Linked DNA regions of Mus musculus: all the other regions are linked to region 1. A link is a contact called in ENCODE Hi-C or POLR2A ChIA-PET data. All regions are on one chromosome and are shown on one strand. The core of a region is the stretch at or near the end of the contact, and the rest is flanking DNA. Distances in the headings are between cores, read along the strand shown.

Evidence for each region. Hi-C counts contacts between places; a loop is a spot of excess contacts on that map. ChIA-PET counts read pairs that join two places held with the same protein, here RNA polymerase II (POLR2A).
Region 2: POLR2A ChIA-PET joins it to region 1 with 10 read pairs in Patski. The contact joins the promoter of Zfp706 here to the enhancer-like site in region 1. POLR2A ChIA-PET finds 5 or more read pairs at or near these places in 2 of 5 experiments (Patski and embryonic stem cell).
Region 3: a map of left cerebral cortex shows a loop between it and region 1 (2.4-fold over the local background). The contact joins the promoter of Ywhaz here to the enhancer-like site in region 1. A Hi-C loop is called at or near these places in 1 of 37 maps with a recorded cell type or tissue (left cerebral cortex). POLR2A ChIA-PET finds 5 or more read pairs at or near these places in 3 of 5 experiments (Patski and embryonic stem cell).

What each region holds. Positions count from the first base shown.
Region 1 is chr15:36,900,501-36,903,200 of GRCm38, reverse strand. No RefSeq gene overlaps it. Among named protein-coding and RNA genes, the nearest start is that of Gm34529, 8.8 kb to the left of the region's middle. Within about 2 kb of position 1,405, at least 2 of the 3 ENCODE cell types and tissues checked have a DNase peak (open chromatin) inside an H3K27ac peak, as active enhancers do; they include left cerebral cortex, where a contact is called at or near this core.
Region 2 is chr15:37,006,113-37,008,812 of GRCm38, reverse strand. Zfp706 (zinc finger protein 706) reads left to right here and starts at 1,411. Exons shown (of 4, transcript NM_026521.4): 1 at 1,411-1,685. It overlaps LOC115488529, which reads right to left. Exons shown (of 2, transcript XM_030248876.1): 2 at 340-1,957. The coding sequence ends at 1,009.
Region 3 is chr15:36,793,173-36,795,872 of GRCm38, reverse strand. It overlaps Ywhaz (tyrosine 3-monooxygenase/tryptophan 5-monooxygenase activation protein, zeta polypeptide), which reads left to right and starts at 1,335. Exons shown (of 7, transcript NM_011740.3): 1 at 1,335-1,728; 2 at 2,198-2,394.

The DNA of each region.
Region 1 (2,700 bases), core at 156-2,655:
AGACCCTCAGCTTAGAGCTCACCTCTGGTAACTCTACCTCAGCTGTCTTCCCACACCAGGGCTCAAGGCTACATCTCCTTGTAGGTGAGGCTGGGAATCTGCCTATCCATCTTAAAACCCAGTCCCAGTAGCCTTCAAGTCAGGGAAAGCAGTCTTTCATGCTATGATGCCTTTTAAAGGGCCCAGACCTCTATAATAATAAAGGACATGAGGCATTTCTTAGCACCTACTGTGTGCCAGCCATTTTGCATAAATTATCTTTAATTTGAAAACTAGGTGTTCTTGTCCTCATTTTACAAACAAGAAAACTGAAACTCAGCAGAGTTCTATACTTAATTTGTGTTAGTTCATGCCCTTGACAATGGGAAGGCACTGATTAGAATCTGTTCCTATTCAGCTGCAACTTGACGGTGACAGTCGTAACTTCATTAAGCCTACCGTGATCACTCAGTGAGTGACCTTTGACATCAGTCACACCCACACACTACCATGCATCGATATTCTACAACGGAGAGGTCTCAGTTGGTAAAGTGATTATCTTGCAAGCCTGAGGACCTGAACTCACATTTAACCACATGCAAAAAATAAAAATTAAAATTAAAAAAAGCTGAGCATTGTGACACCAACTTGTAATCTCTGTGCTGGGAAGGCAGAGACAGACAGATCTCTGGGACTTGGTGACTAGCCAGTCTAGATCACTTGGTGAGTTCCAGGCCAGGGGATACCCTGTCTCAAAACAACAACAACAACAACAACAACAACAACAACAACAACAACAACAACAGGTAGAGAGCATGTGAGAAATGGCATTCAAGGTTCTCCTCTTCCTTCCACTCATGAAGCTACACATGTGTATGTGCACTTATACACACATGTGTACCTGCGCGCGCGCGCACACACACACACACACACAGAGAGAGAGAGAGAGAGAGAGAGAGAGAGAGAGACAGACAGACAGACAGACAGACACACAGAGAGAGAGACAGAGAGCTAGTGGCATCCTCCCAGGCTATGACTAAGCCTCCCTGGGCTAGGATATCCTGTTTAGTTAAGCCCATCTTTTCTATGGAAGGTGAGCCCTCAAAGAACCGGCTGGGCCCAGAACATACAGGGTGCAGCCCCAAGCTGACTTTGAGAGATCCCAGCTTAACAGGAAGCCTAATGACCGGCCTCCCTCCCCCAGCTCTGACTCCTGTTGAGTGTGGAGCAGAAGCAGAAGCAAGCGTAGCCATGGTGATGGCGGCAGTCTGCTGAGAGCCAGGGAGATGCGGGGTGGGGGTGAGAGGAAAAGGAGAGAGCAAGCCAGAGCAGGCACCGTGCAGAGGCTGGGCAAGCGGGTCTCTGGGAAGTTAGACATGAGGAGGGGAGGCTGGTTGGAGGGCTGGCTCTCCATCCCGCAGTATGCTGGTGCCCTGCCATGCCACCTCACCTGGGGTGGCCAGGGCAGCCTCTTGCTGGAATCATCTGCCTTGTCAGGCTCCAGAAGGGACACAGACCATTTGGAAAGGCAGGCAGCAAGGACATCTTCCTGCTTTCTGTCACTGTTCCCGCCCAACCATTTCCTCAGGTTTGCACCCTTCCTTAAGGGCTGAGCACGAGGATCCCATCCTTAGCACTGTTGACAGAGAGTGGAGAAGCCCCTGCCATGACTGCCCACCATGCAAGATGCCCTAACATATATGCGATGTACCCCAAAAGTCCTTCCTGTGCAGCCCTGCTCACGGCACAGAAACAGGTGATCATGGCCCACGTGCTCTGTGCTGACCTCCCCTCTGATCCTGCCCTAGCCTTTGCCTGCAAATCTCACTCTGAGCATCCATGGTTGAATCTCTCAAGGATCAGGAAAGCCTGCCCCCTGCCCTTCAGGTCAGGCACATCACAACCCAGGACCCAGAAACCTCACTCACTATGGTAGCCTTCTTCAGAACTGCCCTAGGTAGGGTATCTCTCTCTACAGGACTCTAGAGCCAGAAGGGCAGTGGCCAGCATTGCCTCAGATCTCACATTCCCTGTTTCTTGCACGCTGTCTGGAAAGAAGTCCTTGGGAAAGGGGGTAGGGCACGAGAGGGGAACTATCCATTTGCTCTGCTTGGAAAAGTAGCTGGAGTGTCTCCATCTGACCTCAAGGCCAAGAAGATAGCAAAAATCCTGAGGATGCCCAGGGGCAGGAGGGAAGATACAGTCTAAAGAGAGATGTGTGTGCTGCTTGAGCTATCAGACTTCTAAAGAAAGGCTTCAGGGAAACTGGGACTTCCCAGAAATCCCACATCGGCGTGGGGGTGGGGTGGGGTGGGGAGCCTAAAACTTGCTTCCAGACAGAGGAGGAACATGTCTCCTCTGAAGAGATTTCACACCCTTCTAACAATTCGTCAGACCGTCTTGGAGGACAGACTGGAACCAGAGTCCAAGTCAGATCAATAACAGGCAGGACCACACCTTGGCCAGGACTGTATAATTATGTGTCACACTTACCCTCTATTTGAACAGAAACCTCCTGTTAGTTCCCTGAACATGGATTTGAGGAAAGAGGGGAGGGGCCTGGGGAGGGGAGCTTGAGCGAGTGGGGGTGGGAAATGCCATCCCCCTTATTTGTTTCTCTTCTCAGTGGGAACACACTGAATAAACTGTCTCTTAGCTCTGCTCCTCACTATTGCTTGTCTGTTTATTCAGGACAGGGGGTTGAGACTTGCTTGTTATGGC
Region 2 (2,700 bases), core at 162-2,661, 110 kb before region 1:
CAACAAACCAATCCTACTTCACAAGACTTCAGACACCACCTCACCCCTGCAGATGTCACAGTCTAGTTGCAGTGTCCATTGTCATTCATGACTAGACAAACAGCTCTTTGTATTTCCCAAGTCTAGATCCTCCAAGACTCTCAACCCAAAAGGCAGATTAACACAACAGTAAATGTGGCCACCATTAATAACTATGTTATAGCTTCTTGACATGTCTGTTCCAAACCTGTCTCTTTAGACACATTCTGTTCAATATTGTTTTTTCAGCACTTTGTTGGTCACTGGCTATACAGTAATAAAAAGGAGATTACAGATTACCATCAGCAACAGTAACAAAACTTAAACACGTAACTACATTTTAATAAAGGCTTGTGAGCATAAAGTGAAATGAATCAAAGATGAGCCCACTTCAATCATGGCCCAGCTGCGTTGCACCTTTCTGGCTATTTTTAACAATACTGTGACAAGGTTATCATAGTACAAGTAAAGTAGACTATGCTCATAGTCAACGAATTCTCTGGCTACTGGCAGGCAAGTTTGAGATTCTGACTGGGCATGGCGACACATGGTCATGTAGCTCCTGTGGAGGTGAAAGGGTTCAGTTCTAGGACAGACTGAACCACATAGTGGTTTTAAGGCCACAAAAGCAGTATACCTATAACCTAATTAGATCTAATGGGGAGCAGCTTGTTGCAGGTACAGGGCAACAAATGCAGAGATTTACAACGCCATTTCTAACCACCACTAGATGTTAGAATTGCAATCGCTCTTAATAAGGTATCTGAAGTTCACAACGTGGTCTAAATCAAGTGGAGGCGGGGAACGACCTTTTATTCTTTCCCCAAGTATTAGCAATCCAATAGCCAGCCTGCACAGGCCAAGCGAGCACGTTAGGATTTAGCCGATTTTTCAGGCTCAAGTCTCCATCTATGTGAAAGTCCCTAGTAAGTCAAAATACCCTGAGCACGGAACCAGTGAGGGAACAATGGCAGCGAGTCTGGCAGGGGGTCATGGCCGAGCGGCGGCCACGCGGGGCCCCGGACGCGACTCCCCCGCCGCTCCGGCTAGCGCCTTACAGGGCTCCCGGCTGGCCAGGGAAAAACGAGGGCGGCGGGGCAAAGGCCAGGCCGGGTGAGTGAAACACGAAAGAGTGACTGCTGAGCCACTCGGCCGACAGCCGCCCGTAGACCGGAGGTCACACACCGCAAGGGCAGGGGGACACGCTGAGACGACACCGAGAGAGCGGGCGGGAAGCAGAGGGGCGGGCGAGGGCCCCGCAGTTCCCGTCTTAGGCCCCGCCCCCGCGCGCTTATGTAACAGGGGAGAGCTGCCATTGGCCTGCAGACCGGAAGGACGCGGGCATGCTAGAGGGGCGGGGCAAAGCCGCCGCAGGAAGGTGAGGGGCGGGACCGCGCGGGCAAGCAGGCGGCGCTGAGGCGACTGGGAGTGCGGCGCGGCGTGCGCGGGCACGAGCGACGGGCCTGCCTCGGGCTCAGGCGCGGCGGGCGCGCGCTGCGGCGGGTGTGCGAGGCGCGGGCTGTTGTGCTCCCGGCTCTGCTCGGTCCTTCCTCTGCGGGTGGCGGAGGCCCCAAGCGGTGCGGGGCTCGACCCTTCCTTCCCTACTCGTCCTGCCCAGCTCTTCTCGCGCTGCGCGGTCTCTCGGACGCCAGACCGGCCCGGCCCGGGTAAGCGGCGCCGCAGGACGCGGGAGCCGGGGCGGGAGGCACGCGGCGGCGGGAGGCCGGGGCGGGCGTCGGACTCCCGGCGGAGCGGGCGCGGGGCTGAGGGCCGCCGAGGCCTCGGGCGGGCCGGGCTGCAACCGTGGGGTTGAGTCTGCCCACGAATGGCTGTTGAGAGCTGGGATCGTGCCGCGGAGCCGACCTGGGCCCCTTGCTCTGGCTGGTTGCAGAGTGTGAGCCCATTTCCTGGCTCCCCGGCCTCAGAGTAAGTTGTTTCTCTTTAAGCGGCCCCTTAGGGCCTCCTTCTCAAGAGTCCTGGTATTCCAAGAACTCTTCCTGGTTCGTAGCTCATTTGCAGCCTCCTGGGAAAGCTAAAACTTTTATTAAAAATCAGCTGGTAACTGTTTGCAAACGATTTATTGCCTTTCAGTTTGTCCCACTTAATCAGGGAGCGATTTATACGTAAGATTTTGTCAAAAACTCGATGAGCTGGTCAAGAGCAAATTGTAAGTTGAACTGTCCGAAAGCAGGTGGTTGGATCGTTTGCACTTCTGCTTTCAGAAAGGAAATCTGTGCTGTCAGAAGTTAGGGGCCTGCCCCGCTCAGCTAGCCTGTTAGAACAGATCTCCTTTGCCTAGTGTTACATTTTGTGTTTATTGAAGCGTTTGCCTTTTTGTAACCGTTGGTGGTGGTAAAGAAAATGGGTTAAATCTTAGGTGTTCTGTTGTGTTTTAGGAGAAGCCCTAAACGCAAAAGTTAAAAAATAGTTTTTGCTTATCTGATGGCATTGTTTTTACAGCACGCTTCATGAAAAGGTTATCAAAGTAGCTGCTTTAATTTCTAGATGGCAAGGAAAGTTCTGGAATTACTGATGTGAGGTTCTGTAACTTAAGCATAAAACCCTTAAGATCTGTTCACCAAGTAATTCACATACATAAGCCATGCTTTATGGAAGAGTTAAGATGTTTTAGACAATCAGAATGATCTAGTAAAGATCTGATACTAAGACAGGGGGACATTA
Region 3 (2,700 bases), core at 86-2,585, 110 kb after region 1:
CTTGAACTCTTTACCTTACTGTGTAACATGGGACAGAAATTGAATGAAATGTCTAGTGTTGGGCTAACACGTTCATCTCTGAACTTTAGACCTACCACTTTTAACTGTTTCACTTCGTTTTCACTGGGTTTTGAACACCAGGGACAGCTACCACCCTTATTGTTCCCAAAATGTAATTACAGTAAACTACATGGAGAAAACACACATGCATTCCTCAGCCACAGATGGTAGTACTTTTATTGCTGATATTTTACTACTGTGCCTATCAAAGTATAGCGGAGACATCAACTGCATGAAGTAAGACCCAAGTAAAGAAGACAGGAAGACAATTGGGCAGCTAATCAAACTCACCAGTAACTTCCCCATACTTCAGGCCTATAGGCTCTGGGTTTTGGCTTTGCTACATATTATTCTTTAGAATTCTTCTCAGTTGACCTTCCATGGCAAATCTAATTCTGGCCCCCTTGCAGCCTTATTATGCCTTTATTAGGCAAACATGTTGATTGGAGTTTGTAAAAACTAAAAGCACCTTTTGGTTTATTAAAACACAAAGAAACCTTGCTAGTTAATGCACAAGGCAAAAGCCCAAACTATTTTCCAAAACAAGTCTGCAATTTATGCAGAGAAATCTCTTAACTTTCCCTGAGGTGTATATTCCATATAGACGTGTATTACAGACATTAACAGACATTTCCATTTTACAAAAGATTTAACCTAGTATCTTCTGTCAAATTTCTAGCACCTACTACAAAACTGCAAACATAAAAGCTTTTGAAATAGTCATTTTAAGTGAGTCACTCCCTGAAAGAATTTACATTACAGCCAAAGTAAGTTGACTTCAGTATCTTGGAGATAAAACCTGAATTAATTTGCTCATCTGCTTAGCATGTTATCTGTTGCTGTGGAAACCGGTGTGTGTGTTGGGAGGGGGGAGGGCGGTTGGCGAGGGGAGCGACACTGAACTGGTCACAGGCAAATCTCTACCTAGCTGTCATTTCAGGCAAATTATAATTTGTACAACAAACTTGTGATTCAAACAATGTAACCAACATTCTGATGAAAGACAGTGGTAGGGAAAGAATGCTTGTCATGAAGTCTTCCAGGGGGCTCTGGGGCTGAATTCCTGAGGTTCTTTTTCCAGTTGTGCTTAGTGTAGGCCCCAGAAGGGGCTCAGTGAAAATATTTTAGCTCAGAGGCGCACATTTAAAGAGAGCAAGGACAGATTCTTCATAGAGACTGCATCTCCTTTCAACTTCCGTCTCCTGGGTGGAGACCTTGCGGGTTCAGGCACCTGCAATTTCCGCCCTTTTCCTCCCCCCCCCCCCTTTCCGGGCGGAGGAGCCTCGCTCCTCCTCCAGCTAGAGCCCTAGGAACGGCCACGCTCCCTAACCTTGCTTCCAGGACCTAAAAGGGTCGGTCACTCTCTTACAATGCGCTAATTAGGAACAATGTGTCTCCCAATGAAAGCTCTACAGAGGGTAAAGTGCAGCCCACGACAACAGTTCGGTGTGTTCTAGCCTGTTTCCCCGCCTCGCCCCACGTCAGGCTTCTACGATCACGTCCAACCCGCTAGCCCAACCCTTTCCCCGCTCCTCCCAGCGACCACCCATTGTCCCCGCGGCTGTCACGGTGTGGACGCCGAGCTCGCGACTGGAAAGGCAGGGCGTCATTCAGCCTCGCGCTTTTCCCAGCCTTAAAAGGTCTAAGGCCGCTTCCTGCAGCCAGAAGGTAAAGCGGGCCGCCCGAGGGAGCAGCCGCGCCCGGGCCTCCCTGCCCCGGCGTTGGCGGAGCCGCTGCCCTACTCTCGGCTTCTGATCACAATGCCCTGGCAGTAGAGCTGCCTTCACCCTGCCCCGCAACCCGCCCACCGCCATTACCGGCGCAGAGAGAGGGCGGCCGAGCGGGAAGGGGGTGGGGGGGAACGCGAAGGTCCCGGATGTGCCCGCCAGTGAGGTGGGGGCGGGGAGAGGCTTCCTTCCGCGGGCCGCAGGGGCGGGGAGGGAGGGCAGCTCGCGGGGGCGGCGGGGAGCGAACCGAGCACGCGGGTGAAGGCAGGGTCGGGAGCGGAGCGGAGCGCGAGTACGCGCTCTCCTCCGCTCGCCCTCGGGCACGGGCGGGCCGGCCGGGCGCGCGCAGGGGAGCGGCGGTTGCGCCGGGCCGGAGAACTGTGGGCACCAATCAACGGTTGCCATAGCAGCGTTTGACGTCATCGTGCGTGTGGTGCCCCTGCTGCCGGGGCTAGTGATTGGAGGAAACCCCGTGTCTGCGGAGCGGCTGTAGCCTGTGAGCAGCCAGATCAGGGACAGAGTCTCAGCCTCGCCGCCACCGCTGCTGCCGCCGCCGCCCAGAGACCGCCGAGCCGCGTCCGTGTGCCGCCACCCACTCCGGACACAGGTGAGGAGCCGCCCGAGTCGGCCTCCGGTCCCTTCAGCCCGCCGCCGCGCTGCGGCCCGAGAGGGGTCTTCTCAGGAGGACCCGGGCGGCGGCTCGGCTCTGCCGGGCCCGGGCAGGCGCCCACCGCCGCCCCCGGCCGCTTGCTTCTGGCCTGCCGGGCTGCTCATCGCCCCGTTCTGGTCCCCGGGGTGGGGGTGGCGGATGAGGCGCCCACGCGCGAGACCCAGGGGCTCCCGCTCCCGAGGGCGACCGCGATCCGCCCCCGCCGGCACCCTGCTTCCGCCCGCGACTGTGACTCGGCCGTGG